Linked DNA regions of Homo sapiens: region 1 is linked to region 2. A link is a loop called in an ENCODE intact Hi-C map of the cell type or tissue named here. Cell type or tissue: PC-3. All regions are shown on one strand. Each heading gives the region's core, and the rest is flanking DNA. Links, peaks and the distances in the headings are about the cores only.

Evidence for each region. A loop is a pair of places that touch in the nucleus more often than their neighbours do. Peaks named below come from ENCODE experiments on the same cell type or tissue, not always from the same donor. Only the 100,000 strongest peaks of a DNase experiment are listed, where the experiment ranks them.
Region 1: it touches region 2 in a loop (4-fold over the local background); 3 of 110 quality-filtered maps call a loop at or near these places.

The regions. Positions count from the first base shown.
Region 1 is chr7:12,121,540-12,139,067 of GRCh38, forward strand. No RefSeq gene overlaps it. Among named protein-coding and RNA genes, the nearest start is that of TMEM106B, 81 kb to the right of the region's middle. In PC-3, for the core only: no CTCF peak of the experiment used is centred there; a DNase peak (open chromatin) is centred at 9,342; H3K27ac peaks cover 1,369 bases.
Region 2 is chr7:12,214,591-12,231,321 of GRCh38, forward strand. TMEM106B (transmembrane protein 106B) reads left to right here. Exons shown (of 8, transcript NM_001134232.2): 2 at 219-437; 3 at 3,868-3,931; 4 at 9,636-9,795; 5 at 15,089-15,229; 6 at 15,799-15,848; 7 at 16,472-16,525. The coding sequence starts at 221. Among named protein-coding and RNA genes, the nearest start is that of TMEM106B, 12 kb to the left of the region's middle. RefSeq lists a silencer at 8,420-8,620. In PC-3, for the core only: no CTCF peak of the experiment used is centred there; no DNase peak of the experiment used is centred there.

The sequences.
Region 1 (17,528 bases), core at 6,754-11,753, 90 kb before region 2:
GCCTGCTTTAGCCCAGCTCACATGTCACATCTTCTGTGAAATAGTATGCCCTCTTCTTCTCTCCTAAGGAAGGTGACTAATTTTTTCTCTGCTCCTATAGCAGTTTGCATTGATCTAATATAACATTGATCACTGAGCACACTGTGACATGTTTTAGAACTCTATCTTCCATGTATGATATAATTCTTGAAGATGGATTTATGTCTTTTTAATTTTTTATTTTTTATTATGCTTTAAGTTCTGGGATACATGTGTAGAACATGCAGGTTTGTTACATAGGGTATACACTTGCCATGGTTTGCTGCACCCATCAACCCATCATCTACATTAGGTATTTCTCCTAATGCTATCCCTCCCCTAGCCCCCTATCCCCCCACCCACCCTGACAGGCCCCAGTGTGTGATGTTCCCCTGCCTGTGTCCATGTGTTCTTGTTGTTCAATTCCCATTTATGAGTGAGAACATGCAGTGTTTGGTTTTCTGTTCGAGTGTTAGTTTGCTGAGAATGATGGTTTCCAGCTTCATCCATGTCCCTGCAAAGGACATAAACTCATCCGTTTTTATGGCTGCATAGTATTCCATGGTGCATATGTGCCACATTTTCTCTATCCAGTATATCACTGATGGACTTTTGGGTTGGTTCCAAGTCTTTGCTATTGTGAATAGTGCTGCAATAAACATACGTGTGGATGTATCTTTAGAGTAGAATGATTTATAATCCTTTGGGTATATACCCAGTAACAGGATTGCTGGGTCAAACGGTATTTCTGATTCTAGATCCTTGAGGAATCGCCACACTATCTTCCATAATGGCTGAACTAATTTACATTCCCACCAACAGTGTAAAAGCCTTCCTATTTCTAGACAACCTCTCCAGCATCTGTTGTTTCCTGACTTTTTAATGATCACCGTTCTAACTGGTGTGAGATGGTATCTCACTGTGGTTTTGATTTGCATTTCTCTAATGACCAGTGATGATGAGCTTTTTTTCATGTTTGTTGGCCACATAAATGTCTTCTTTTGAGAAGTGTCTGTTCATATCCTTCACCCACTTTTAGAAGGGGTTGTTTGTTTTTTTTCTTGTAAATTTGTTTAAGTTCCTTGTAGATTCTGGATGTTAACCCTTTTTCAGATGGATAGATTGCAAAACTTTTCTCCCATTCTGTGGGTTGCCTGTTCACTCTGATGATAGTTTCTTTTGCTGTGCAGAAACTCTTTAGTTTAATTAGACCCCATTTGTCAATTTTGGCTTTGTTGCCATTGTTTTTGTTGTTTTAGTCATGAAATCTTTGCCCGTGCCTACGTCCTGAATGGTATTGCCTAGGGAAGATATATGTATTGTTCATTTTAAATCACTGGTACCTAGGAGAATCCCCGGTACACACGAGGCAATCAACAAATGTTTGCCAAATATTGAATGAACTGTTTCAGGCATACAGTGCGGAAGATCCTAGGAGTGATGACTAGTCTGAGGGGCAGGTGATACAGGGAGTTAAGTTAGCTTGAGAGTCCTGGATCCATAACTAGATTATTTCTAAAGTGTGTATTATTTCAGAGTCAACTAGTGATTCAGGATCAGGTGTATGGTTAAGCAAATGCATCTGCTTTTTACATAAACACTCCAGTTGATTCTCACACCAAGGCTTGGGTATTAAGACATAGACTATCGAAGAGCACTTCACATGAATCTGTTGGAACTCAGAAAATAATATTCCAAAATAAGAGCCTCAGAAACAGCCTGAAAAGTAAGTTTTTTTCCTGACCTTTACCTGCCCTCCTGTCTCTCAGTCCCATTCTCCCCAAGGGCTAGCCATAAAAATTAAAATACCTCTTCCCCAGGGTGAGTCATTATAGAAACTAGAATCCCTTTTCACCAAAGCCAGCCATAAATACTAAAAATATTACTCTAACTCCCTACCCCTCTTTCTGTGTAAAAACTGGCCATAAAGAAATTAACTGACCAACTTTATTTGAATATAGGTCATAAAACCCCCATTCCAGAGAGGGTCCTGATCCTTACTCAGAAGGAAAAAATACAGACACCAGAGAGGAAAAGAAGAATTTATACAGACAGGCCTTGCTGTGTTTCCCCATTCCATCTGTTAACATCAGATCATATTCTTTTTGTTGAATCATATTTCTACGTGGCTGTCCATACATTGTTAAACCTAAATGTAAAAATAGACAATTTTCCTCCTATCATTGGGCCCTCATTCTAAAGTCTCCTGTGTCATGTAAATCTATGATCAAATAAATTTGTATGCCTCTTCTCCTATTAATCTCCCTCTTGTCAACATTTTTAGCAAACCTTCAGAGAACAAAGAAAAGGTTTTCCCTTGGCCCCAACACACCAAGAAAAAAAAGGCATTCTAACATAAAAAATTATAAACAATTTCCTAAAACTTGAAATATTTTCCATTAAATGCCTGTTCCACTTTTGTTGAGGGACATTTCCTGAGTTTAGCTAAAGATGCGCTTTTTGTCACATGACCACCAAAGATTAGGCTCGCAGACAATTTGAAAGGTAAGTAAGGCTGGGTTTTATTGAGTGAAAAAGGAAGAAAAGGGGAATCAGGGACTCGTAACAAAGTGAGAGTTCCTGCTGGAGTGCTTCTCACCTGGCAGATTGAATGCCGGGTTCCACCCAAGAAGAGGAAGAGCCCGGCTCCTTTCCCCTGCGAAGTGCACAAACTTCTGTGGCTCCACTCCAGCCTGCATTCTTCCCAGTGCTCAGGTCGGGTGGAGTTTCTCTGGGAACCCCTTCCCACCTTGCTGTCTCACTTTGTTTTAAGCAAATGCAGTATGTAAGTCATGCTTATTATCAAGCATAAAATGTAATCTGCCTCCAATTTTTTTAAGTCTTGTCTCTATCAATTCAGGGAGCAGTTTTCAAGGGCAAAAACTGATAGTCTCAGTTAGATAACACACTGCCTCCGGTCAAGGTCAGAAGAGTACCCATTAATATGATCTTTGTAGCCTCCAAGCAAGTCAGAACAAGGAACCCTGGAGTTCCTGCAGTGAGAATCTTAGTATTCTTTGTATTTGAGAGAATCAGAGTGAAGAGTCTATGGAATGAGTATCAAGTATAGAAAACCACTGCAGTGCTCACATCATGGACTGATGTCTCTGCTGCTTGGTAAATAAACACTGGGCACCAAAAAGCTGGCACAATTACTGGCTAAATTTCAAATTTTGAAATAATTTAATTGGTTAAGCTAAGCTTGTTTGAAAAGTTAGCACACTGGTATTTATATATTTCAGCTGATCTTTTTCTAATACTGCTTTTTGCTAGTGAGTTCCAAGGATCCCCAAGGTGAGGTTCCATGGAAAGGTGGGATGGAGCGGTATGAAGGAGATGCTAAATGTGCTTGTCTGCCATCTCCACTACCTAAAATTCTGTGGGAATTAGAACTATAACTGATCTTGAAGCCACAAACACAGTATATGGTGTTAAGCCCTGCATAGTCATAGCCTACACCAACTTCTCTGCAGGTATGAGCTAATACATTCAAACCTGTGATTCTAACTCCCTCTTAGATTTCAATACCAGTTCTCAAATAGAAAAGTAACATGTCTCTGATATACAGTTCCTTTGATTGGTTCTAATGTCCTGACTTGCCTTAACTCTTTCCATCACCCTTAAAGTGCTGGACAGTGCTACCTGTATACCCCCATCCCAATCCCAATCACTGGCCAGAATTCTTGTCTGATGGGCAGATCACCTAGACAAAGATGCCACTACCTCTCACATTGTGCCAGCTAGACTTCTTATATTACTAAACCCAAGTGAAGCATAGGGCTCTATCATTTAGCCACCATTACCTGCTCCATGACTTTTTGCTCTAAGTCCTTCAGATAATATGCAGGTAATCATTCACTGCAAGACTCAGCTCTGCAGCTAGATTTATTTTCTTGCCTCCATCAAGCTGCATCTTTATTTCCTCCTTTTTAAAAATCACCCTGAGATTTCAGCATGCTTTACTATTAAGCTTTTATGTGCTACAACGTGATTATGTCCTGATTATGCCATGAACATACTGGGAAAGTAATGCATTATCTGTTGCTGAGAGTCTGAAAGTCTAACTTTTGCTAAAAAAAAAAAAAAAAAGTCACATCATTTAAGAACAAAATCATTGAAGACATCAGAGTTGCCCTGGTTGATCTTCTGGCACATTTACTTATAAAGGCAGTATTTACTTGTATATTAAAAACATTCTTTCTTCTGTCTTTTAGAAATTCATAGATTATTTTCAAAAAAAAATAAAAAATAGAAAGAAGAAGAATAGAGAAGAGAATCTTTTCTATTCCCTTCTGTACTCTCTTCATGAGGGAGGAAGCATCATTCTTAAGAGAAAACATATCTGGGAACTGATAGAATTCCAGGGGAATTCCATTGATTATAAAGGGGAATTATCAACATTTTGGCTGGGTATTGTTGTTTTATATTTTTTAAATTTTACTTATTTGTATCTTTCTCATATGACTTGTTAGTAGAAATGGTTAAAGCTTTAATATTGTTGGATTGAATAGGAGACAAATTAGACAGAAGAAAATGACAGAAATGGAAAGGAAGAAAAACAAGAAACAATGTCAAAACTAAAAATAAATTTCTTCCTAATAACATTCTTCAAAATGCTGTGACATCTAATAAACAATATAGCCTAGGGGTCAGTGGACCCCAGATTCTCCAAAAATGTGATATGTCTCTACTTTACGGATTTCACGAAACAGTGCGTGAAAAGCAGCCCTGAAAAAAGCAGACAGAGGAACTTTATTTGCTTTCCATCTTTACCCTACTTTCATGGTCCTCTGCAGACTAGTAATGCAAAATGCTATAACCTCCCCATCTGCCCTGCTCACAGAGCTATAATACTAAAGAATAAGTGTATATATAAATCAATGCTATGAAACATCCATTTCTATTTATTAATTTCACTAAAACTTGACAATTATGCCAGTAATTTGCTGAAGATAGGAAAAGCTCTTTAGTAACTTACCTGAGTGGAGACTTAGAACTAAATCCAATGCTGCAAATTAAACATAATTTTGATATCTTAACCAAGTTACTTCTCCATTGTACTTATTACATATATATCTAAGTGCTCCTTCAGTGATGAAAATATAAACAAAGGAAAATGAAATATCTTCAGTTTTTGTTAGAAAGTAATATGAAAATTGTTTCCAAATGTGTTACCAAGGAAAAATACAGAGTTGCATAGTTTAGTAATAGCAGTAGCAGCAAGCCAGTAACTACAGTGATAGATAGATATTATGTCCTAAACAGAATATGGTCACATAAAACCTCAAAACCAAGCATCAATCTTATATGTTGAACCTTATGAATAAGGATAGTTGTTAACTGACATTTATTAAGCACTATGTGCCATTCACTGGGCTAAACATTCTAATTGTATTATTTCATTAACTTCTCACAAAATCTTACAAGGTTGATTCTAGAAGGCAAGAGTTAATAGCTACATATGTGGCTTTCCCTCTAGCTTTTGGGATGCCCAAGAATTTGGCCTTTGATCAAGTTTCCTAGCAATATATTCCACAAAATGTATAGAAAAATGGGATGTAAGAGAGAAGATAAGTGAAAATCTCACCAAGAACTCTGTATTGGACCAAGCACCTACTTTATTGTCTCAAGCAAGTAATGAATATATTGATAAAGAGCAACTTCTCTGAAGACTGGTGTCACTTATGAGCACCTAAGGTAACCGTGTGCCTAACTAAATAAAAAAGCTAAAGGGATAGCTGTGCTAATTGCCCTCATAAGCCAAGGTTGCCCAGCACCATCTCTCATGATCATATAGTTCCAAATGTGAAATGACTGGCATATAAAAGCAGTACATTGCCACAAAGGATACATAGCCTCTGCTATGTTGTTGCTATGCATGCTCTGTGATTCCCTTCCTGTCCCTCCTTAAACCTAAAAATGTTGATGCTGGTTAAAAGATACTGAGTCTCATGACCTCAATGGTCAAGTCAAACCTTAGACCATCACTGTTAGTACAACAGAGCAGATTTGCAAGGACTATTTGCTATCTCTATTTTGCAGATAAGAAAATGTAGGCTTAGAGAATAAGCTCTAAGTATCTGAACCAGTTGTGAAATTGTCTGACATCAAAGAATGTGCTTTTAAGTAATACCACATATTTTATCTATTTTGCTTCCTGCCAACTTCCCAAGTGCAGTTATGGGATGCCTGACTTTTGTTTGCTGATGACATCATCTTTAACTCCATTTTGATAGTTGACATATAACTGAATTAAATGTACTCTCAGAGGATGAAAAATATTACTATACTACAGAATATCTATCTAATATGCAAAGCATCTGCCCCCCAGGTCTCTCTGATTTCTTTGCTTCCATTACTCAAAATATCCCTGAAGTCCCTGAATCTCTCCTCCAGAGCTTAGGAGAAGATAATAACTCTTTTCTCAACTTATTTACATATGCATCTGTAAGTCTTTTGCTGATCTCTTCTAAAATGCTCCAAACCTCAGGTTCTTATTTTTCAATTTCTTATTTAATGTCAGTATATTTTATTTGCCTGAATATTCTTTATATGACTGTTCTCATCAATGTTAGCAAAGACTACAACTACCTTAAGGGTAGGGACTATGTCTGCCAATATCTTCTACGTGCCCAGAAATCATAGTTGCTTAACAGTAATACATATTATAATAAAACAATCATTAATTCACATATGTGGTATACAGAGCTTTTGATATAAATAAATGGAGATCTACTAAATTCACTTAGATTAACATTTTTATAGAACACCTAAATAAAAAGTTGAAATTTATGAACCTGAATTTATGTTGGAGGTTGCATGAAGAGAAATTTCATCTGTGTTAGAATTCTGTACTCGCCTTAGGTATAGGAAACTTTATTCCCTTTTGCTATTACTTTTAAAGAAGAGATAAATTTTACCACAAAACCTGCACAAACTTAATCATGAAAAGAGAAGAAGTTACTTTATCTTCTACCTTAACTTTAAAATAAAAATAACACAATGACCTGGCTCTGCTTTTTATAAAGTCACATGGAAAATATCCACCTTTCACTTTTGTGTGCCCAATTTACAACTTGCCTTTGTATTTTACTGTGTTAATCTTTCAGAGTTCTTCTACCATACAAATTCCAGAAGCACAATTATGAGTAGATTTTACATCTAAATAAATCATATTTGGTTTCTGTACCCACGCACCTAGTCAATAATGACAGGATACTTTCTAGAGATACCTGCAAATATAAGAAACTTTTGAAGGATGCATATTATGGAAGGTAAAGATTTTTTTCTAATAAAAATTATTTTTTTCCAAAAAAAATAAGGCAATATAGACTCACTGTTATCTATTATACCCACTTCCTTGTTCAATGATTTTACTAACTTACATAAAAATTCAATTGTCTTTCCCTAATTTATTATACCATTGTTCCTTTTTTTTTTTTTTGGCAGAGTCTCACTCTGTTGCCTAGGCTGCCAGGCTGGAGTGCAGTAGTGCTATCTTAGCTTACTGCCACCTACGCAGCCTCCCGGGTTCAAGGGATTCTCGTGCCTTAGCCTTCCAAGAGTCTGGGATTTCAGGCGTGCGCCACCATACCTGGATAATTTTTTGGTTTTGTTTTTTGGGGGGTGGGGAGGAAAAGACAGGGTTTTGCTATGTTGACCAGGCTAGTCTCAAACTCCTGACCTCAAGTGACTACCTCAGCCTCCCAAAGCACTGTGATTACAGGCCTGAGGCACTGCACCTGGCCCTATTGTTCTTTTTATGACATCTAACCGAGGGTATATATTTTTAAAAATCTCTATCAAATAATTGAAGGCATAATTATATTTTAAAGAGGAGTTTCAATACATTGTAATATGATCTTCCTGCAAAGCATACAAAGTTATTATAGTTCCCCTTTCACAGAGGAAAACAGTCTAACTCTCAAAAGTTAAATTAGTGAATACCAGAGCATATATTTGAACCAGTCTATCTGGTTTTATTTGTAGTTTATGATATTTTATTATTTTTATTTTTATTTATTTATTTTTGAGACAGAATCTTGCTCTGTCGCCTAGGCTGGAGTGCAATGGATTCAAATCTTGGCTCCCTGCAACCTCTGCCTCCTGGGTTCAAGCAATTCTCCTGCCTCAGCCTCCCAAGTAGCTGGGATTACAGCTGCCCACCATCACGACCAGCTAATTTTTTGTATTTTTAGTAGAGACAGGGTTTTGCCATGTTGGCCGGGCTGGTCTCAAACTCCTGACCTCAGGTGATCCACCTGCCTTGGCCTCCCAAAGTGCTGGGATTACAGGCATGAGCCACTGCACCTAGTCTACAATGCTTAATTTTAACATTGTAATTATAAAAGTAATATATATACACTGTTAAAAAATCAATGCCAACAAAACTATACCACTGCTATAGTTTGGAAATGGTTTATTTTCCCCACCAAATCTCATGTAGAAATTTGATCATCTGTGTGGCAGTGTTGGGAGGTGGGGCCTAATGGTTGGATCATGGGAATAGATCATTTCTGAATAGATGAATACCCTCCCTGGGTGGAGTGAGGTGTGAGTGCATCCTTGCTCTGTTAGTTCCCACTAGATCTTGTTAAAAAGAGCCTGACACTTCCCTCCTCTCTCCCTTGCTTTCTTTCTCACTGTGTGATCTCTGTAGATGCCAGCTCCCCTTCTTCTGCCATGAGTGGAAGCAGCCTGAGGCCCTCACCAGATACCCAGTCTCAAAACTTCCAGCCAGCAGAGTTGTGGCCCAGTAAGCCCTTTTTCTTTATAAATTAAACAGCCTTAGGTATTTCTTATAGAGACACAAAATGGACTAAGACACCCACAGAGCTAACACCTGTTTATATTTCAGTATATTCGTTTCTAGTTATATATATTTACATATATATCAATATATTGGACATAATATGTAACTATGATACTTAGTGTTGACATATTTTTCTATTTATATATATCCAAGAGCAAATGTGTTATTGTCACGTGTACTTTAAAAAGATTTTTGCAAATGCAGTTTTACATTCTGCTTTTAAATTTACAAGTTAGCAAGCATTTTTGTGCATCATTAAATACTCTTCATTCACATTTTAAAGGATTGCATAATACTCCCTTGTAATAATTTACAATGTTGTAACTTACAATGTTAACTTTTACAACCACTGTTGTTAAGTATTTAGATTGTTCAAAAAATGAAATTGGCCAAGTAAATTGTTTTTGAGATTGGCAATGTTTATGGCTTCCCTTTCACTACCACCATCCACCTTTACTCATTCCTCAGTTCTGAGTAATATGAATTCCCTGCTCTACCATGCAACTGAAACTGTTCTTGCCAAAGCAGTTTATAGCCTTTCTGTGACTAAATCTGATGATTATCTGTTATGGTTCTTAACTGACTGATTTCCAGGGACTGACACTGTAGATGACTTCCTTCTTTTCTTGTCTTGGCCTATATAATGCCACATTCATTTATTTTCACTCAGTGATTTCTCCTCCTTTCAAATTTTGGCTTAAAAATCCAACTCCCCAAAGAGGCCCTCCCAAAACACCCACTCTAAGCAAGTTTCCCACTCCTATACACCCTGAATACTGTTGACTAAGAGACTTAGCACAGGTTATTATTTAAAAAAAAAAAAGTTTGTCTCTTTATTCAATAGATGGAAAATAATAAACTGCAAGAAATATATGTATTTTATGTACCAATGTATACCCATGGTATATCACTATGTCTGACCCTGTGTATTGTGGTTAATACCCTGTGTATTGTGGTTAACAGTGAATAGAAATTGTCTTCCCCTAGTTCCTCAGGCAGGATGAGGACTTTCTTTGAAATCTTATCACTGAAGGGCATACAATTGCTCTCTGGTTTAAAATAATGCTATAAACTTTGTATAATTCATGAAAAGGTATTTTAAGATGGTAGCATCAAAAGTGTGCTTTATAGGAAAAGAAGTTATCTCTTCTTACACTCATGAAGTCTTTTTTGATGAAACCCATTACAACTCTTTGTCACTAACTGTGTATGATTATGAGCCATTTAGTTAACCTGCCTCAAGATGGAGTTTGATCAGCAATTGTGGAATTCTCAGCAAGATTAATAGTTTTGAGACTCTTCATTAAAAAATAAAAACGCTGCTAAGGAAATGTCAAAAATTCAGATGTATTCTTTGGTTTCACTTTTAAAAGTAGACGAATGTATGGTTCTTGAAAATTTAATTATATATCTCACATAGGACAATTGATATTACAGTACTTTCACTCTTGAAGATAAACTACCTTCCTTTAGTTTTGTTCCTTTAGTTAAGAGTTTAGAGTTTCCTGGAGCAAACATTTACTGGAGATTCCATTGTCAGCATTTTTAAACTGTCATCTTAATTATATGTAAAATTTTATATACTTTGTTTCAAGCCATTGTGTAACAAGGTATTCAATGAATACTTCTATAAATCCCTGCATTTTTAGTATGCTTCTGAAAGTTCAAGTTTCGATCTTGTCTCCTGATAAGAAAACATGCTTGATTTCATACTTAATCTTAGAGAATTGATTGAAGTTAAGTTCTTGGTTTAAAACACATTTTAAACTACATATTTGTTTTTCAATGATGAATGAGTCCACATTATTTTTTAAAATGCCAACTGTGCAACTCATTCATCCAGTGCCTCCCCAGGTGTCTATTTTCTCTAGTCCACATTGCAAGCAGTATAGATTGCATGCTGTATTGGTCCATTCTCATGCTGCTATAAAGGATTGCCTGAGACAGGGTAATTTATAAAGGAAAATGGTTTAATTGACTCACAATTCTGCATGGACAAGGAGGCCTCAGGAAACTTACAATCATGGTGGAAGGGGAAGCAAACACATCCTTCTTCACATGATGGCAGGAAGAAGAATCGGTGACCATCAAAGGAAGAAACTCCCTATAAAACCATCAGATCTTGTGGGAATTCACTCACTGTCACCAGAAGAGAATGGGGAAAACTGCCCCCATGATTCAATTATCTCCACCTGGTCCCTCCCATGGCAGATGGAGATTATGGGAACTACAATTCAAGATGAGATTTGGGTGGGGACACAGCCAAACCATGTCACACACCAAACACAAAACAATCTCTTTATCAAGCTTATCATCTCAAAACATTGCACAAGCTAGAAGTGGTCCCAGAAGATGTTTACTTAACCAATTTTTTTTCATATAGTGTTATCATGTCCCTTTCAAAGGTAGTGAAATACTCTCCAAATCACAAAATCTTTGAGATTATTGTATTAAACTAGATATTAATAGCCTTAATCTTAAACATAATTTTGACATACACGGATTTGTTTGAGAAGACACATGCATACACATGTTAGATGGAGTTCTATTCACAATAGCAAAGACATGGAATCAACCTAAATGCCCATCAATGATAGATTGGATAAAGAAAATGTGGCACATATACACCATGGAACACTATACAGCCATAAAAAAGAACAAGATCATGTCCTTTGCAGAGACATGGATGGAGCTGGACACTATTATCCTTAGCAAACTAACACAGGAACAGAGAACCAAATACTACATATTCTCACTTATAAGTGAGAGCTAAATGATGAGAACACATGGACATATACAGGGGAGCAACACTCACTGGGGCCTATTGGAGGGTGGAGGGTTGGAGGAGGGAGAAGTTTAGAAAAAATAACTAAAGGGTACTAGGTATAGTACTTGGGTGATGAAATAATCTGTACAACAAACCCCATGACACAAATTTAGCTATATAACAAACCTACACATGTACTCCTAAACTTAATATAAAAGTTTTTTTAAAAAAGCACATAGATTTCAGTTTCATTAGGTTTCTTTATATATTTTTTGAATAAATAATCATTTACATTGTTTATATTTAGTAATAGTATGACTTCTGAAAAAAAAACGTTGTAATTCAGTATGTGCAACAGTGAATCTAGATTACATCTCAGTGAGAAAAGTCATTGTGCCCCAGCAAGCAACCAACACATACTTAGCACTAGAAATGATGTCCTTAGACCATGAGTTTTTTTGACTCATTACTGAAGAAATACAAGTTACAGTACTTCTTGCTTAAGTTTTGTTAAATTATATAGAGTCAAACCAAAAACATGTGATGTAAAATAAGCAGTTTTAAAGGGATTTCTTTATAATACTAAAAGCTGCTTCCAGTGGTGATTATGTGGGCCATTCATTCATTCAGTAAATATGTGTTGAGCACCTCCAATGAGACAAATTTTCTGGGTACTCGGAATAACGAGATGAACCAGACACATCGCGATTCTGCTCTTATGGAACTTGTATTCTACTGCAGAGGAGTTGGGGGCTGGGTAGCCAGCAGTAACCAATAAACCTAGAAGAAACTATCACCAACAGCAGGTTTTAAAAAGACAATAAAAAGCAGATTATGTAATACCCAATGTTGAGTGGTAAAACCCTAGTTGGCTAGTCAGAAAAGGCCTTTCTGAGAAGGTGACAGAACAACTACTTCAAAGCCCTACACTAAGAAGTAATTTGGAGTGTGTCTGGGGCACACAGCCAAAGGGGAAAGACAGAGACAATGATTAACAGGACCCAACTCATGTACAGTCTATAAACTTTAGAAGCAGTTTTGCTTTTATTACAAGTTGGGAAATTATTGGATTGCTATGAGCAGGAGAAAGGGGTTGGTTAGAGACCATGGATCCAACTGTGTTTTTAAAAGATCACTATAGGAAACATAATATATTATTCAATTTTAACAAGAATGCTTACTAGATTTTTAACTTTTGATGAAGAACTTAATGAATGTATTTTTGGACGACACACTCTTAAATGTCCCCTATGAGTCGCACACCTGTATAATTCCCTACTTTTCGTGTAAGCAGATCATGTGACTTGCTTCTAACCAACAGAAAGATCATGAGGAAATAGTTTACAAGATTAAAAAAGAGCTGAGTTCAATTCCTGGGTATCTTTGTTAACTTTCTGTCTCGTTGATCTGTCTAATGTTGACAGTGGGGTGTTAAAGTCTCCCATTATTATTGTGTGGGAGTCTAAGTCTCTTTGTAGGTCACTCAGGACTTGCTTTATGAATCTGGGTGCTCCTGTATTGGGTGCATCTATATTTAGGATAGTTAGCTCTTCTTGTTGAATTGATCCCTTTACCATTATGTAATGGCCTTCTTTGTCTCTTTTGATTTTTGTTGGTTTAAAGTCTGTCAAATGTCCAACAATGATAGACTGGATTAAGAAAATGTGGCACATATACACCATGGAATACTATGCAGCCATAAAAAATGATGAGTTCATGTCCTTTGTAGGGACATGGATGAAATTGGAAATCATCATTCTCAGTAAACTATCGCAAGAACAGAAAACCAAATACCGCATATCCTCACTCATAGGTGGGAATTGAACAATGAGAACACATGGACACAGGAAGGGTAACATCACACTGTGGGGACTGTTGTGGGGTGGGGGGAGGGGGGAGGGATAGCTTTAGGAGATGTACCTAATGCTAAATGACGAGTTAATGGGTGCAGCACACCAGCATGGCACATGTATACATATGTAACTAACCTGCACATTGTGTACAAGTACCCTAAAACTTAAAGTATAATAATAATAAAATAAAAATTAAAAAAAGATTTAAAAAGATTGTTAAGTTTATTGCAATAAGCTAATTGAAAACATCATTTCTTTGTTATGCCTGCAGTTTCACTTTGCATGTCTTCTTTCCTCAAACATGCTCTCTACTCCATCCTCCACATAGCAACCAGAGGGGCTTTTCTAAAATTTTTCAATTACTTTTTCTCCTTTAGTGCCCCTTTTGGAGTGAAACAATAAATTTCTGACCCCTTGCCTCAGCATAGAAGTCCTCACATAATGTGTCCCTGTTTAATGTTCTAGCTTCATCCTTCACAATTGTCTTATATGCCTGCTATACTTAACTAATTTTAATATTTAGCAAGTAAAACATTTTTATGTGCCTCCAGACCTTTGCCCAAGCTGATCTCTTTCTCTGGAATATTCTGGCTCCACCTGCAATTCTTAAGTAAAGCTGAAAGTTAAAAAGCACAGTAATTCACTAAGAGCCCTATATTTGCATAGGCATCAATTTCATTCAGGCACCTCCATCTAAGTTTGAGAACATTTGCTTTGCCACAAATTTCAATCAGTTTCTATCCACTAAAACTCATGTACAGATTCTGAACTACTTGCACACAATAGAAAAAAAATAGTAAACCAAACCTCTCCTCTCCATTATTTAATATTTGTCTCTCCCCCTTCACTAAAATAAGAGCAGCCACATTACAGGTAGGTAAGGGGAAATAAAGACATCAACAACTAAGTTTAAGTCATTTTTAACAAAGCCAAATTTAGACTTGGCCAGGGCTTAGTTGGATCATAGCAGGCATTATAATTCATTATAAATTAATGCTGTTCTGCATTTTAATGTTTTTATCCTGTCATCTAAATACAGCTATAATTATATAACAGTACTTATTATTATTTTTCTAGTAAATACCAAAAAAGTCATTTTCATACAGGATAATTTAGCATCATAGCTAATTTCTATAGCAGATATTTTTCTTCACTTTTGTGTTAGATTTTATACTATATTCAAGTACATTTTTCATCAAAATGAAATAAAGATAATTTTAATATCTATAACTTAGCCCCTTAGGCTACTTAATATACATGGAATACCCAACTGTTGATACCAGGTATTTTTTTAGAGTAGTTTGGTATTTCATATTTGACTTCAACTGTGCTTAATCAGTACATTGCAAAAAATATGAACATTATAATTGTTATAGTAAAAGGGACTCTAAAAATGAATATTAAAGTAAATATAATATTTCTTAGTCATTTAAAAATCACTTTCTTCTATTATATGCCTTTCCTAGCATGCCAAACCCATTGTCTATTTTTATTTAACATTGTTATCTTTTTAAAGCAAATTTTCTGTTTTTATAAATCAAAGGGGTTAATATTGCACATAAAATGCTCTTTTTCCTCAGAGTGAGGGGGAAATAAATGGCACTGGAAGGAGTATTGGGTCTCTACATCATCTACCTACACTCTCAGTATAAATGAAAGACTTTCATCATCTCACTTTAATTCTTCTCACTCTCAGTGTTCTATACCATATTTGAGATGACCAGGTCCTTTACAGTTGGTGACATCATTCTACTTTTGGTGACATCATCCTACTTTTACTGTCCTCTCTATCAAGCTCAGACCCCATTACACATTCTTCCAAATCTTCTCATTAATATTTTTCTCTGCCATCTTCTTTGGCCTTTCCTCCTACCCATCTGCCAAAATCCCATCAAGTATTCTCCATCTCTGGGCTTGCTTTTAGGTTGCTGAAGTCAGCTAGAAAACAAATAATCAGCCCTAATGGGGCAGATTGTAGCTTTCCAATTTCACTGATTCCAATAATGCCTAAGAAATGCATTAGGCATTTGGACACATAGCAAGTGCTACATATACTTGGTGAACCGAATTTAAAGTTTAAAAACTATCCTTCAGAGTCTTTATCAGGCACTCTATTCTTCAACAAAAATCTTCAAATACAGGAATAATATACTGTTACGCCACTCACAGCTTGTTTCAGTCAAGGAACTAATTAAGAGTAAGAGTATTTTGGCAGTTAGGACAAAACTTCACCAGAGAAAAAGCCATTTCCTACTCCGGCTTTAGGAAGTATACTTAGCTAACATAAACCTGAGTCCAAAGTGAAAGAGGCAGGCAAGTTTATAGGAAAAGAAAGAAAATTAAACTCCTACCTAGTCTATTTTGCTCTACGGAAATTATCAGATTGCCATGTCTTAGAAAATGAAATGTAAGTTTACCATAAAAAGCTAGTGTGTTTACTGGAGCTGTAGAAATCCATCTACCAAGAGGCAAGATGATGATGAACACAGATAAACTTTATGACTCACTCTCTATTTGAAATAAGTGTCTGCAAAAAACTGCTCCTAAGCAACCCTCAATTGATTTTACTGGTGTAAACTGTATGTGTTTTTTCCTTATGAGCCATGTCTGCCTAAAACCAAATTTACCCTATTTCTGTTGTTGCTGTTGTTGATTTTTAATGTAACCCAAGGTTTCTCAAGTTATTGTTCTAGCACTACCCATATGTAATATGTTTAAGGTAGGGACCTGCCAATGTCTTTCTCATTGGCCATTTATTGTTTCATTCACCTAGACCTTTATCTGTGTAACAGTGATAAGATTTAGCTCATCTGTCAGCTGCCTGTACAATAATTCTTTTTTATTCCTCTATAAGAAAATTGGAGTTTAAAAAATTTATTCCTTTACAATCATAATGTATTGCTAAAGTCTTTTAACAGCTGTATCTAAATCTATACTTTACATACATGTATTTATTATTTAAAATAATTCTTTCTTTGAAATTTACAGTTAAAGAATCTTAACTATTTTAATACATATTTCAAAATTCATTTAATGTACAGACCGTCAAGCAGAAGATAAAAAGATGTATTTTTATTAGCAAAGAGCAAATGAGTGGTTTAAAAATTAGTCTCCTACCTGTCATGCCTAGTGAATATTTATGGGAAAAATATCAAGAACCTGGCTTGATTATTGACTTTTCTTTCTGATCACTTCAACACAATTTATGTAGAAATTCAGTTTTGCCTAAATAATTGTCAAGATCAGGGTATAAAAGCTTAATTTAATATTTCCTGCACAAACATAATGTGGTTACATTTCCATTCTCCCCATTTTCTCATCTTTTAATTCAAGATGCTTTTTATATTCTCTCCCCTGCCCCCAGACTCCCACATTCAATCAGTTTCTACAACCTCCACCCACTCACAAAAATATCTCTACCATCAGACATCTTCTGTCCATGTCAGCTGCTATAAACATGTTTTGGGTATTCAGTACCTCTTAAGTGGCAAACTTAACTTCATAACCTTTCATGAATTGTCTTCACTAATCTAGTTGCTTTTAGCCTTCAGAGAGTTTCGGATTCCTTTGAAAATCTGATGACAGCTTGAGATCCTCTTGCCAGAAAAATCCCATACACACAAAATTTACCACGCAATTTCTGGTGCTTAGCAGAGTTAGAAAAGGGAAACCACAAGTATTAGTTCAAAAATTTTGTCTTCTCTCCCTCATTTCCAATCTACCCTTACCCCGCTGTCACATCAGCCATACTAATGTATTGGCAAATCATATTCATGTCCTTGATAAACCTTTTTAATTCCACTGTCTGTCGAACTAAATCTAAATCTGTATTCTGGACTCAAAATTCTGTGAGCTACAGCCTTTGTTCCAATGCGACACATCATTATTTTCTCTGTAGATCCTATATTCTAACCCAAATTCATAATCGCCAAATTTACTCCCTTGCCGTCCTTTCTTTGCTGATTTCCTCTGCATAAATTCTCTCTATACTAATTAAAATATGCTGATGCCTAGGTCCCAAACCAACAGATTCTGAGTAAATTGTTCTGGGGTACATCAGGGGCACCAGTTTTTAAAG
Region 2 (16,731 bases), core at 3,585-8,584:
TGTAACCCAACTACCTTGAGGACATTTTCTCAGGACCTGTTGAGACTGTGCCTCAGGCCTTGTTCACTCATTTTTGGCTCCGAATAAATCCCTTCAAATATTTTACAGAGTTTGACTGTTCCTTGACTGTTCTAAATTAATTAGTGTAAATATCTCAGAGTGTTCTTGAATGTACTTTTTTCCCTGAAGTTTACTGTAAGATTTTTATTTTTCTTTAGACATGGGAAAGTCTCTTTCTCATTTGCCTTTGCATTCAAGCAAAGAAGATGCTTATGATGGAGTCACATCTGAAAACATGAGGAATGGACTGGTTAATAGTGAAGTCCATAATGAAGATGGAAGAAATGGAGATGTCTCTCAGTTTCCATATGTGGAATTTACAGGAAGAGATAGTGTCACCTGCCCTACTTGTCAGGGAACAGGAAGAATTCCTAGGGGTATGTGTTATTGTATTGTTTTCCCTTTAAATGATTTTAGGTATTTGCTCAAGTATTATAAAAACTGTGGGTCTCAGGAACCACCTGTTTTAGAGGACTCTTAGAATTAAAGTTGAAACATCATATCAGTTACCTTCAGTCAAAAAGATGCAAAAGAAACAAATAAAGTATTAATTAAGGTTCCTAAAGCAGTAAAGAAAACCACCTCACTACCTCCAGTATTTTTTCATTCCCACCTGCTATTATAGCAGATATTCACTGTCTTGTAAATGAAAACTTTTAGTCCTATTTGGCATCTGTAGAGATGACATCATAGTTACTTGCTACTTTGCTATATCAGATGTTAGAAGCAATTTAAGTAATTTGTTGACCTATTTTTTTTTTTTTTTTAAGAGATGAGATCTCGCAATTGTTGGCCAGGCTGGTCTTGAACTCCTGTCCTCAAGCAATCCTCCCACCTCGGCTTCCCAGAGTGCTAGGATTATAGCAGTAAGCCACCATGCCCAGCCAGAGTTAATGTGTAAGGAAGCTTATTCTTTCATGTTATTTTTAAAATTTTATTTTTTTAATAATAAGGATGGAGTTTCCCCATGTTTCCCAGGATGATGTCGAATTCTTGGGCTCAAGCGATCATCCAGCCTTGGCCTCCCAAAGTGTTAGAATTACAGCTGTGAGCCACCACGCCTGGCCAACCTAATATTTTTAATTCATTATCTAAAGAAGAAGAATAAGCTGGCTGTGCCCTAATGAGTTAAAGAAACTCTGTGAAGAGGGATGGTACGTGAAAATGAGCCAAATTGAAAAAAAAAAATTGTTTGTGATATATCATAGGGGACGTCAGAAGGAAATAATCCCCTGTGTGCTGCTTGTAAGCTACTTTAGGAACAGTGGCAATAAGTAGAAATAATAAAGATACTTTATGCTGTTCTCATTATCTTCTTGGTGAAAGTTGATGTGTGACCCTGGAGATACCCAGAGGGAAGAAGGTCAAAGTATAAAGTATACTTTGTGTACCTTTTTAAGATGCTTAAAATGTATCTTAAAATGCTGTGGGTTTGAATTGAAGTTTACATTTGCGTTGGCCTTTGAGTATGATGGTTTTATTTTCACAAGGATAGTAGCTATTTAAGAATAAAATAATTATTGTAGTTGAAGGGATTAATGCACCAGGCTCAGGGGGTAGGGGAGTACTGTTTTAGCAGTCTGGTTACATTTTTGAGGTATGACCAGTAAACTTTTTTGGCCGCCTGGATACAGATTATGGAAAGTAGGAAATCAAGGATGACTCCAGAGTTTTTTTGGGGGGGTTTGTTTGAGCAACTGAAAGAATGTAGTAGCAATTTATTAAAATTGAAAAAAAAAAGATTATTTGAGTGTATATGTCACAGGAGAGTTCAGGAGCTCAAGTTTAGACATGGATATTTGGAGATGCCTATTTGACGTGGAAGTGGATATGTTCATTAGGCAGTTAGTTATCATAAGGGTCAGGAATTCAATTGCAGCGCCCAGCCTCAAGTTACCAATGTATAGATGACACTTAAAGCTCAGCTGGATGACAGCAGCAAGCTAGTCAGTGCAGATGGCAAAAATGAGACCCTAGCGAATCCTGAGACACTGTAGCATATCAAGGTCAGTGAAAGAATTAACAAAGGACCCTGAGAAAGAAAAGTTAGAATGAGAGGAGGAAATCATTGTGTGTGGTATCATGGAAGATAAGTGAAGAAAGTGTACCAAGGAGGAAAGAGTGACCAACTGTCATATGCTACTGATAGATTGGGTAGTGTGAAGACTGAGAACTGGCCATTGGATTTGGTTATATGGAGGCCACAGAAGAGTTTAAAAGAGCGGTTTTGGTAAAGACGTGTAGCATGTATAGAGTGGGCTCAAGAGTGCATAGGAGATGTTACATAGAGAGAAAATAGATTTTCTGAGGGGTTTGGCTCCATAGCAGAGAGAAGAGAGGTAGTCATTAGAAGGGGCTGTGAGGTCAGGAGAGGGATTTTTTTTTTTCTTTGTAAGATAGAGTGAATAATAGACAGTTGTATACTGATGAGAATTATCTGTAGAGAAAACATTGGTAATTCGGGAGATAAGAGAATTATTGGAGCAATGTTCTTGAATAGACAGAAGGGCAGATCTACTGCACAAGAACAAAGAGCTGCTCTTTTTTTCTATAAAAGGTAAGTTATAAGCACAGGTGGTTTATTCTTGGTAATAAAAGAGAAGGTAAAGTATGGACACAGAAGCAGGTAGGTGGATAGATCTGATAATAGAAGCTTGTAGAAATTATCTTCCATTTATCACATAATGAACTAAGAATGAGGATAGCGAAGAAGATATTAAAGATTTGAAGAGAGTTGAAGTTATAAAATTGTGGTCTTGGAGAGTCAGCTTGAGAGTATGAACTTGGGAAATGTAGTATGATTGTTGACATCATTAAGTGCTACTTGACATGAGTGATCAAAAATGAAACCAGTGAGTGTAGTTGTGTGTTTTTCTGTGTCCATGTTTAGCTCTGTTGATATATGCATAGGAGCCAGAGGGTTGGTTTTAACCAGGGTTGTAGTTTTAGCCAGATGAATACCACTAAACAAGGTGAGATATGTAAACACACAAAGATACAGATATCCATGTTATATGTATTTGTATAATTATATATGGGTGTGATGGGGGAGCACAGATGAGAGGAAGAGTATAGATGTGTCGGGGGAAATAACAGAAGCATTTTAGAAAGCTTTTAAAGAGAACTTGACTATCTGATACCTTAATAGTTAATATGATAAGCCAACTTCTAATAAGATTATAAAATTGGCATTTAAAGGTCCATTTATCCTTTAAACTTATGGATATAGCTCAACCCAAGAAAGAAATCACGGATTTTGAAGTGACTTTAACATGGATTGGGGTGAGACCTGAAAGGGCCCTGGAAGGCTCATTATGTAGGGGGCTCTTAAAGCTTGAGACTTCTACTTCAGAGGCCGGTTTTGGTTTTCAAGGGGGACAATGTCAGAAGCTCTGCAGTGATAGAGATGATAGAGGTTTCAGGAAAGGGCGATACCAATATGTTTCTTCTTTTATCATCCAGACAACCAAATCAGAGTCTTAATGGACACCAGTGAAGCTGAAGGAAGGCCTGGTAAATTTAGCTCTTCTGAAAGCTAGGACTTAGATTTTTTTTAGTGGAAGAAAAAGTAAGCCCTCATTTGTTATACTTTTTTTTTTTTTTTTTTAGCTAGACATTTACGTGTGAAAAAACACGCTGTCTTCTCTAGAACTTCTGCTGGATACTTTCTGAAGACTTAGCAATTTACTAAAGGAAAGAGATGAGTGCCAGATGATATTCTGGTCTTTCCAAACCAGATTGTGATGGGGAGCCATTATATTTTTAACTAATCATAGTAATTTCTGAACTTACTTCTTTCACATTTAGGGCAAGAAAACCAACTGGTGGCATTGATTCCATATAGTGATCAGAGATTAAGGCCAAGAAGAACGTAAGTGATTCTAAGAATATGGCAGTGTTTTATGTTTTATTTTTGTTTTTTGTATTTTTTCAAATTATGTATAATAACTAGTTAAAACTATTAAAAGAAAAAATGCTGTCACGTAGTTAAATTATGTCATCATATGCTTTGTATCCTTAAACAGACAAGAAAGGATTTTCTGGTTGGGGTAAGGTCTTGAAAGCAGTATGGTATCTTTATCTTCTCAAATCTATGGAAATAGATCTAGAATAGCAGTACAAACACACACACACATAAAATTTTCATTAAAAATTGGATAATAAGGTGTACTCCACAACCCCAGGATAAAAATTGGTATTTAAACATGGTGACAGCAGGGACCCCAACGGCCTTAGCAGCTGTGTGGAGGTTGTGAAGGAAAGCAAAAAGAGTTACTAAGGATCATATGAGCCCTGATACACAAAGCAAATACTTTGTCCCAAAAGAAGAGGACACCCAGCAAATATTTCCAAGAATAATCTGTAAAAATGACAAGATTTGCATGCTCTAGCTTGGAGAAAGTGCAAAAAGACCACAAGAGACCTGCTAAGTATCTTCGAGATCAGAAGGAACTGGACCATCCTAAATCCTCAGAGACGTTAGGAAATGTGGAAGCAAAAATTATTGCAAAAGGATACAAATACATATCCTCAAGAAAAAAGTTGAGTAGAATCCAATGTTTACAGGACAGGAGTTAGGAAGGAAGGAGAGAACAGATTGACATATTAGGGAGATCATCTCAAAACTGTGGAGATAAATATACATGGAGGCCATATTTTCAAATACTTTGTATATCAACAGAGGATGGAGCCCTTGAACAGTGAAGCTAGCAAAGCAACGCTGGCATATTCCATCACCGCAAATGAAACCTTTTCTTGAAAGTACAAAAGCTCTTTTCATTTAAACATGAGCACCTGGAAAGGATTGCAACAAAGCATTATACAAATATACTTTTTAAGAAGTTGAAGAAAGTAAGCTAAGCAAAATACTGACACTTTAATAAAGGCATGTGAAAAGAGCAGATGAACACTTTAACTTAATACTATAAAAGCTATAACAGGACAGCATAAGGCAGAAATTGAGAAGCTCAGAAATGAGATAACTAAACAATGGGAGTATGTGCAAAGAGAATTTACAGACCTCTGGAAAGAATTAGAAGAAAAACATTTCCACAAAACTGGAAGAACACAAGTACAAATACATTGGAAATACAGTCAGGGAAATAGAACATAAACGGGAGGAATGAAAACATCAACAACAAATTGTGTAAAGGATTTGAGAGAAAATGTCTAAAAGTCACATAAAGAAAACTAAACATGTATGTAATTGGAGCATCTGAAGAAGAAAACCAAAGGAATAGAACTGGACAAATGCAAAACATTAAATCAAGAACACAGGGACCTGCATATTGAAAAGACACCACAATCCTGAAAAAAATCAACCCAGGTTAGTGAAATTCTTGAACTTTAAGAAAACAACAAAACTCCTAAATACCTAGGCAAAAGGATCAATTAATTTATAAATGTTAGAAAATCAGATTGACATGCTGCTTCTTGACTACAGTGCCTCAAACGGATAAGCAATGGTGTGACATATTTAAATCAGGAAAATAAAACAAACCAAGGATTTTATAAACAGTCTGACCTTTTATTACAAAATGTATAGACAGATATGAATATGAAGGAAATTAGGATTAATCCCTTTATAACCTAAAAGTGGGAGAACTTTTTAAACTATGATTTTGAATGCAGAAAAGATAAATTTGACAGATGAACTTTTACAGGATGAAGACAAAACCTTAACTGAAGTCAAAATACAAATAGCAAACTAAGTAGTAAAGTTTACAAATCATATCACAGACAGAGGGCCAATATCCTTACTCTATAAAGAGCTTCAGAATTTGAGAAGAAAAAGGCCAACCTCCAAAGCAAAATAGAAGCTATGAACAGCTAGTTCACAAAAAAGAAATGCAAATGACCTTTAAACATTTGAAAAGATGTCCAATCTTGCTCATAATAGAAATGCAAATTAAAGCTACACTTAGATGCCATTTCTATCACAGTGGCAAAAATCCAAAATGTTGACAACATACTTTGTTGGCAGTAGTGACTGAAAACAAGTATATTCATTCCTTGCTAGTGAATGAAAATTTGGCATTATTTGCCAAATTACATCTGCATTTACTTTTTGGCTCAGAAATCCTACTTTGAAAAATTTATTCTCAGGATAGTTGTCAAATATAGTAAATGGTATTTGCGCAAATTATTTATTGTGCCAATGTTTGCAGAAGCAAACAACTGGAAACAATGTAAATACCAATAATAGAGGACTGATGGAATAAGATACTATGTGTACACAATGGTAAAATGGAAGGAGAACTATATTTTACCACAGTGTGATATTGACAATATGTTTTTCTTTGAAAACACCACACACTCAAACCCACACATATACACACAAAGAGACAAACAATGGGATGATAAACCAAATCTAATACAATTGGTTCACCTCTGAGTTTGGGAAGGAATTTGGAAGAGGGAGTGGATAAGCAAGTAAAGTGTGTGTGTGTGTGTGTGTGTGTCTGTATCTGTGTACATTTTTTTTACATAACTTAAAAGATGAAATCAAAAGTAACTGCCAAAAATTGAGACAAAAGGAAACATTATTCTAACTGTATATGAAGTTGGTGACACTAACAAAACTGAAATAATTATTTTAAGTGACTTGAAAACATTGTGCTGTGACTATAAATGTCGGGAGTTGTGTTCCAAATGGCAAAGAGAATCACAACAAATTTTAAACTGTACTTAATAGTTGCATTATTAGGAGTACCTTTGATGTAGTTTGGAAATTTTATACTTAAATAAGTTATTATGTAAATGCCTTAGGGAGCAAGAGTTTTAGCAATAAGACCAAAGAGATACAAAATCAAAGAAATTGAATTTTCCACTTTTGACCCAAATAGAATAATGCCTGAAATACCCCACCTGAAATCACTGTAAAACTGGACAAATATAGTAAACAATATTTTCAGACATTGGACATCAGCCAGCACAGGGCAGTGATTCCTGAGAAAGCAAAAACAAAGGAGATAAGCCCTATGATTGCACCAGCAAGCCCTGTGATTGTACCAGCTTACTGTCTGAGAAAGGTTCCAGCCTGCAGCACAAGGAAGGAACCAACCCAGGCAGAGCTCAGTGGTCTTCCTCAATGGAGATGGAACTGGGTGTCCAGAAAGCCAAAATGACTAGAGTTAGCAGGGCAGAGTACCAGAAGGTAGAGAGCTGGAGAGGGTGCTCTTAAGCCTGCAGCTGTGTCCTGATCAACATATATGTGTGAGGAACATACCTGAGGCTGAGGAAAGACCACCCAATAGGAGCAGAGAGAATAGTCCTCAGAGCTCACACAAGGCCAAGAACAGTTGTTGTTTCTCAATTTGTAATAAAATTATAATATTTTGGGAACAACTTTGGGTCTTTATTTCTTTACAAATTGAGTGATTTGTAAGATTATTAGAAAATTATATTTATCAATTGCTTTTGTCTGTATACTTTAGCTATGTCATTTAATCCTCAAACATGGATTTTAAAGAGGAAGAAAAGTAAATTGCATTAAATACTGCAGGTAGGAAATGGCAAAAATGGAATTCTAACTTGATTGCAGATATACCACACAACTTTCATAACTTCATTAGCACCTTATAACTCCCAGGATTTGGTTGCTATCACTAGAGCCATAAGAAAAATCATTACTAGTTAATTTTGTAATGGAGACATATATTTTGTCAGTAAACTAGCCAACTTTTCAATTTGGAATGAAATACTAGATGGAATGTTGTTTTATTGTCCCACCAGGTTCAGTAATGTTCGTTATGGCTACAAACGTGGTATACAGAGTAATTTAGAACATGATTCATTTATTCACAACTAGGACTGACTTATAAGCCCTAAGGACTAGATTATGATGGATTCACCCGCCCATAAGTAATTAAAAATAAAACGCTGAAGTGTAGAAAATCCAACAAAGTTCAGATTTTATTATGATGATGTTAAACACTTCTTATGCCTTTTTATGTATTTTGGTGTGTTATAGATACTATAAACGTGTTTAAATTTCCTATTAGGTAATCCAGTGGGGATCACTACCCCTACTCAGGTTGAGAGAGTCCAAAATGAGTGAGTGGGAACTGTTTTGATTGCTCAAGACAACAGCATGGACTTAGTAGCAGTGACTTAGCAAATTTGTGTTTGCTTGTATTATTTTGTTTTTTAATAAACCAGTTTGCTCTGTTCTTAACTTGGGCAACTTAAAACACTAAGAAATATTTATAAAATATCTGCAGGAGGCACTTTAATTGCTCTTGTAATACATACAAAGATTAAATCCATCAGAGCATTTAGAAAGGAAATGGTGGCGGAGAGTGGAAGAAACAATAAAATGGAAAATTTTTGTATAAGTAGATTGTAAGGAAAATAAGTAATTGTCATGCAAGACTCAAAAACAAAAAAAGGATGTTGTGGGCATCCAATAGAGGACTTGTATGTTAGAGAGAACAGGAAATAGTTATTTGAACTCTGGTTTTGAGGTTAACCTTGAAAAGAGGAAGTTTTTACCTACAAATTTTTCCTTGTCTTATACCTGCATGAAATATCTTTTCTTGATTAGAAAAAGAAATGTAACAACACCTTCAAAGCAGAGTTGATCAATGTAAAAAAAATCTTAAAAACTGAGTATGTAAGTACTTTGAGATGAGAATACTCAAAAAAAGACTAATTATAGTAAGAATCATTGATGAGCCATGTGGTTGTGTCATTTTTTTTTAATTTTAAAAATATGGAGGATGTGCAGGTTTGTTACATAGGTAAATGTGTGCCATGGTGGTTTATTGTACCCATCAACCCATCCCCTAGGTATTAAGCTCAGCATGATTAGCTATTTTTCCTAATGCTCTCCCTTCCCCATCATTATTATTTCTAAGATGGTTCTGATGAGCAGTCACTTTAGGGGATCATGTAATGGCAAAACTTAACATGTGAAAATTCTGCTTCAGTGAATTCAGAGGGAGTTTTGAAATGTGCGTTTGTATGAAGCTCCTCAGCTTGAATCTAATGTGAAAACTGCTCTGGCAGTCAAAAAAGTAAATGTTCTATTGTTTTTAAGCCCAAAATTTCAGTGTCCAAAAATGTGATTCCTTTTTTTTTTTTTTTTGGTACAGAGTCTCGCTCTCTCGTCCAGGCAGGAGTGCGGTGGTGCGATCTCAGTTCACTCCAACCTCTGCCTCCCGGGTTCAAACTATTCTCCTGCCTCAGCCTCCTGAGTAGCTGGGATTACAGGCGCACACCACCACACCTGGCTAATTTTTGTGTTTTTAGTAGAGATGGTTTTTCACTGTGTTGGTCAGGCTGGTCTCGAACTCCTGACCTCTTGATACGCCCGCCTCAGCCTCTCAAAGTGCTGGGATTACAGGCGTGAGCCACCGCATCCCGCCGATTTCATCTTTTAAAGAGAACATCTTAACACTTAATAGACTCAGACTCAACCATACCCAATACTTTCAGATGTGAAAATTTGGTAACATTTAGCATCTTATATATGTTGCTGCTGATATATGGGGGAAATTGAACATACCTTCTCTAATGTTGTGTTATATAATTTCTGATGCACATGTACTTAAATACCCTCTTTTCCTTTTCAGAAAGCTGTATGTGATGGCTTCTGTGTTTGTCTGTCTACTCCTTTCTGGATTGGCTGTGTTTTTCCTTTTCCCTCGCTCTATCGACGTGAAATACATTGGTGTAAAATCAGCCTATGTCAGTTATGATGTTCAGAAGCGTACAATTTATTTAAATATCACAGTGAGTATAAATTTATATGAAAAATGTTTAACTTCATTCTTTTATCCTATTAAGCAGCACCTTTGTCCCCATTGAGAAGAGATGTTTGTTAAATGTGACACTGGTCAGTGTGCTTTCTGTATGTCTTTTCTGTATTGACGTTCTCTACCATTTCTGGTTCTGCTAAAAATAGCAATAATAAATACTGGCAATTCTGTATATACAGAATGATTTAGCATTTGAAAATGTCTTTAGGAGGGTAAAATAAACTAAAAAAAGAAAAAAGGTATTACAATTTACTTTTCAGCATATGACTCTGAATAACTTCTAGCAAAGTGTTGACATAGTTGATTTGATAGATTTTATAAATGTAACATTTTGATTTCATTGTATTTGGGAAATACAGTTTTTGCCACGTTTAATAGACCATTCCTTTATCAGCTTTAAAGATGAAATACAGGTGACTGGTTTCTCTTTTGTAAATTAGCATATGTGAAAATGCCGTGTTTTTTTTTTTTTAATTATTAAGTTCTAGGGTACATGTGCACAGCATGCAGGTTTGTTACATATGTATACAGGTGCCATGTTGGTGTGCTGCACCCATTAACTCATCATTTACTTTAGGTATTTCTCCTAATGCTATCCCTCCCCCATCCCTCCACCTCACGACAGGCCTCGGTGTGTGATGTTCCCCTCCCTGTATCCAAGTATTCTCATTGTTCAATTCCCACCTATGAGTGAGAACACGTGGTGTTTGGTTTTCTGTCCTTGTGATAGTTTGCTTAGAATGATGGTTTCCAGCTTCATCCACGTCCCTACAAAGGACATGAACTCATCCTTTTTTATGGCTGTATAGTATTCCATGGTGTATATGTGCCACGTTTTCTTAATCCAGTCTATAATTGATGGACATTTCGGTTGTTTCCAAGTCTTTACTATTGTGAATAGTGCTGCAATAAACATAACGTGTTAATGTGTCTTTATAGCAGCATGATTTATAATCCTTTGGGTATATACCCAGTAATGGGATTGCTGGGTCAAATGGTATTTCTAGTTCTAGATCCTTGAAGAATCACCACACTGTCTTCCACAATGGTTGAACTAGTTTACAGTCCCTCCAACAGTGTAAAAGTGTTCCTATTTCTCCACATCCTCTCTACCATCTGTTGTTTCCTGAACTTTTTAATAATCGCCATTCTAATTGGTGTGAGATGATATCTCATTGTGGTTTTGATTTGCATTTTTCTGATGGCCAGTGATGATGAGCATTTTTTCATGTGTCTGTTGGCTGCATAAATGTCTTCTTTTGAGAAGTGTCCGTTCATATCCTTCGCCCACTTTTTGATGGGGTTGTTTGATTTTTTTAAGTTCTTTGTAGATCCTGGATATTAGCCATTTGTCAGATGGGTAGATAGCAAAAATTTTCTCCCATTCTTTAGGTTGCCTGTTCCCTCTGATGATAGTTTCTTTTGCTATGCAGAAGCTTTTTACTTTAATTAGATCACATTTGTCAATTTTGGCTTTTGTTGCCATTGCTTTTGGTGTTTTAGTCATGAAGTCCTTGCCCATGCCTACATCCTGAATGGTATTGCCTAGGTTTTCTTCTAGGGTTTTTATGGTTTTAGGTTTTTTAAATATTAGGTCTAACATTTAAGTCTTTACTCCATCTTGAGTTAATTTTTGTACAAGGTGTAAGGAAGGGATCCAGTTTCAGCTTTCTACTTATGACAAGCCAGTTTTCCCAGGACCATTTATTAAATAGGGAATCCTTTCCCCATTCTTGTTTTTGTCAGGTTTGTCAAAGATCAGATGGTTGTAGATGTGTGGTATTATTTCTGAGGGCTGTGTTCTGTTCCATTGGTCTGTATCTCTGTTTTGGTACCAGTACCATGCTGTTTTGGTTACTGTAGCCTTGTAGTATAGTTTGAAGTGATGCCTCCAGCTTTGTTCTTTTTGCAAACAATGTGTGTTTCTTAGGACATTGTTTTTGAAAGGACCGTGTAGCCTTGCCACTCATGAAAACAAAACAAACAAAAACCTTAGAGAGGTTTTCTACCTGTTTTACATGTTAACGTTTGTTTGAAAAGAGCACGGTTTGCTAACTATTGAATTAGGAAAAGGGATAATATTTATTGGCCAGCCATGAGATATATGTGAGTGACAGTGATCTGCCAGGAAGAGTGATAGTTGTTTTTTCTTGCAGAGGTTAATGGTGTGGTTAAGGTTGAGGTAGAGATGTCTGTGGTGGTGGTTGGAAAGAGGGAGGTTTGTCAGGACAGTGAGTGAAATGGAATGGTATGTTAAAGTGGAATCACTACTTAATTACAGAGAAAAAATGGATCCCGTGGATCCATTTATTCTTATTGCTTTCTGTCAAAAGTTGCCGGTTTAAGGGCTTTTTCTTTAAAAACAACAATATAGGAAAATATACGTATATGTGAATAAAACGTTTGTAACACAATGCTAATTGTAAATTGTTTTATGCAACTGGGGAATTGTTGGGTATTTTCTCACTTAGCCCTTTGGAACAAGGAACATATTTTCTTTTTTATACACTGTTTAAAACATTGGCCAGACTTTTTTTGGCCTACCTCCAAAGACTTTTTTCATGTCAAATAACATAAATATGTACTAATAAATAATAAAAAACCCTGTGATGTTTTCTTTTAAGTACCAGCAAGTATATTTAAATGTGAATATCATACTCTATTTTAAGTAATTATGCAGAAATTCTCACATTTTGGAATACTGCCACTTAAACTGAGACAGACTGAACATTAAATGAAAAATAAGATTATTTGGATGAACATTAACTAGATGACAATGAGATAAGAGGCTGAATTTTCTGTACATTATCTATAAGTATGTTGAAAATGGAACTGCTTTGCTTTCTTAAAATGATTAGTATATATTAGTAGTACTACTTTTTAGTAACATTTGTCTTTCTACTTATGAAAATATTTGTCATTATAAGACATTTGAGAACTATAATGTATAAAGATTTTTACTTCTGCTACCTAGGTCGAACTATTACCATATACATATATTTACGAACAATGCATATACATTTACAAATGTAATCATTCTCATGTGTAAAGGATACACACATTCATTCACATATATACAAATGCACATTTCAACTGAGGTCACAGTACATTTTCCCATGTTAAATGGTCTTGTGTAGTCTTTTACATGATCATATTATAATTAATTCAACCATTTTCTTAATGAATGTTTAATTTTACTATTACAAATATTAGGAAAACATCTTTGTGCTTAAACTTTGTTTCCATTTCAGGTTATTTCTTTAGGATAAATTCCTGAAAGTACATTTGCCAATTAAAGATCATAGGTAGTTTAGGGTCTTTGTTAACAATTATGGTGATCTCTTTTCATCTTTTAAATTAAATGGATTCTCACTACTCTGAGCAACAAATGTCTAACCTTTATTACTAAATTTTTATTTATTCTGTCTTATTTTTTCTTTGTCTTAATTCTCATAAGGATTTGTATTCTCAACCTGTATTACATCATTGATCCCTTAAATATTCTAATGAAACTGTGGACAGTACAGAAAAAGACATGTACCAGCATAATTTTGCATATACAAAGACTTCCAAGATTCTTCTAAATTTCAATCCTTGGTCTTATCAGAAGATCCATTGACCTCAAATTAACTATCTCTTTCCTATCATGTCTAGAAATGAAATTGACATGAACATTAAGAGCCAAATAGATAAAATGTTTATATATTTAAAGATTATTTTTACTGTGTTTGAGAACATTTTTGAAATTTCTTTACATTTGTGACTATACCAATGTAAATGACTCCATAAATGTAATCATATAATTGCTGACTCTAGCATATTCTTTCATCCTTTTTTTTACTAAAACTATTTTCTCTCCTTCAACTCATCCCATATTGCATCTTTTCATATCTTTCTACATATTCCTATTAACATTTATGTATACTCACATATTCAGCTTTATAAAAATCAGTATTTTTAAAAAATATTATTTAGTACTTATTTATGTGCATCTTGGTTTTCACATTTGTTAATACCTTGTAAAAATCTTTCCTAATTATCTGACTTAATTGATTCTTTTTGATGGCTTCATAATATTCCATATAAGGACTTAATATAATTTATTCTTTCTTTTTATGAATAGAATTCATTTTATTGTCAGGATTTTTTTTCCCATTCCAAATAACACTGTCATTAGCATCCTAATGTTTTTATTTCTGTGGAATCGGTGCTCAGAAGTAGGATTGCCCGATCAAAGTCTATACATAATTCTAATTTTAATGTATATAACTAAATTACTGATGAAATGGCTGTAACACTTCACATATTTGCTAGCAGTATGAAAATATACCCTTTTCCCATATCTGTGCCAGGAATAGAATTTGGTGCTTTCTATAAATTGTACTAGTTTGAGGAATTTAAAGCAATATTCCATTTTTACTTAAATAAACGTTTTCCTAACTATAAATGAATTTGAGCATTGTAAAATATTTTTGGCCATTTAGCTTTGTACCTTTTTGATTTGTTTATGTATGTCCTTTGTTCTTTTTTCATTTCCTGTTAGAGTTTTGTCTTTTTCTTTTCAATTTGTAAGGGCTCTTTGCATGTTATAGATTATAACCGATGCTTACAAATATTTCTTTTATTTATCATTTAGTGTCTATGGATTTTGTTTATGTTACCTTTTGGTATGACTGTTACAGATCTTTTATATATCTGTTATTTTTTATTTAACATTTTTAAATTTTTTAATGACTGTTTTCTACAGTAATTTGAGACAACAGTTGTAAATTAGAAATGTAGAAGGTGATCCCAGCTATTAGTTGTTACTTAAGCATGTGAATGATGCAACCACATTTCTCCCCAACCAACCAGACTTGAATCTAGCCCATTTCTTCTTCATAGTGAGCTGTTGTAAATCTCTACTAGTGTACAAGTTGAAATAGCAATTTCTTTTAAACAAAAAAGATTATTTTAGGTACTGTTGAACATTTTAAATGGTCATCTTTGTATTTAATAGAATAGGAAACAGCTTACTAATGTCCATATTCTGAAGCTATACATTTTGTTTTTTTTAAATACTGAATTATGTTTTTATTCTTGGCATATTACATACATAGTACTCGTGCATAAAACCAAATAATTGGTTTAATTTTCTTTGACATTTTGGTATTACTTTCTTTTTCTTAATAAATGAAGCATAGCTACAGCTGAAGTTACTTTAATTTTAAATACATATTTGTATATTTTTAGCTAACTTGTAAATTTTCTGTGTCCTTTTTTTGTAGAACACACTAAATATAACAAACAATAACTATTACTCTGTCGAAGTTGAAAACATCACTGCCCAAGTTCAATTTTCAAAAACAGTTATTGGAAAGGCACGCTTAAACAACATAACCATTATTGGTCCACTTGATATGAAACAAGTAAGAATCAATCATGAAATACTTTGTAAGAGTTAAATGAATGTCAGCTTTGTATATCATATAACTTGAAGGAGGTGGGGGATTTCCTCAAAAACTTGATTTAGAAATGTGTCTCTGCTGGGTACAGTGGCTCATGCCTGTGATCCCCGCACCTTGGGAGGCTGAGCTCAGTGGACTGCTTGAGCCCAGGAATTCGAGACCAGCCTGGGCAACATGGTGAAACCTCATCTCTACAAAAAAATACAAAAATGTGCTGAGTGTGGTAGTGTGCACCTCTCTTCCCACCTACTGGGGAGGCTGAGGTGGGAGGATCACTGGAGCCCAGTAGGTCGAGGCTCGCGAGCCGTGATCACACCGCCGTACTCCAAACTGGGTGACACAGTGAGATCCTGTCTCAAAAAAGAAAAAAAAGAAAAAGAAATGTGTCTTATACACATACAAGATGAAATCTTTGAGAATCAAGCTTGTAAAAGGAGAAAAATTTCTAATTATTTGAAGTTATGAAGTATATCTGAAATGTTTGATGTTTTGATCTTGTTCTCTATCGAATTTCTCCTTTTGCCTTTCAGATTGATTACACAGTACCTACCGTTATAGCAGAGGAAATGAGTTATATGTAGTAAGTTCTGATTTATAATAACTTTTTATTGTCAAATAATGAAGTGTATAAAATAAAGTATAAAGAGTATACATATTTTTTAATTTCCGTTATCAGTCAAAAAGAGTACATTATGTAGTATTCTGGCTTCTGGTCCTCTCTGTTCCTCTTTTTCAACATATATAATATTCATGTATATATACACATAAAATTTGTTTTTTTATTTATTTTTCAGAATTAGGGTTATACCATGTCACTTTATTTTTCATTACTATGTTACTGTGTTAAACTTGTTACTATGTTAAAATAATTATAAATTTTCATCATCTTTTGAATAAGCGTAGATACAGACTTTTAGGGTAAATAACAACCTAGTTATCAAAATTTCAGAAGATGAGCAAAATATATAAGTAATTTATAGCCTGCATTTAAACAACCCTGCAACTGCAGTGGCATGAATACATACATGTTTTTCGAGTAAGAAGTCATGAATATATCAGTCATTGTTTGAAGTATAGAAAATTCTCAACCAACAAATGCTTATTATATTTCTTAGCATCTCTGTTAGCTTTAAGATAGGAGGGAGAATTTTTAATTTATAATGTAGTAACTTGCATTTGTTCACATTTTAATTTCTTTAACAGTGATTTCTGTACTCTGATATCCATCAAAGTGCATAACATAGTACTCATGATGCAGTAAGTACAAATCTTTTTTGAAAGAGATTTTGCTTGTTAACATTTTGGATTTATAACATTGGCTTATAATATACACAACATCTTTATAAATGCCACCTCAGTTGGGTTTTAAGCCTTACAAGAGTGCTATGAGTAAATATCACCCACTTTAAAAATTACGAAATGGTTGTTCAGAGAAGTAGTGAAAGACTACGTGACTGCTAAGT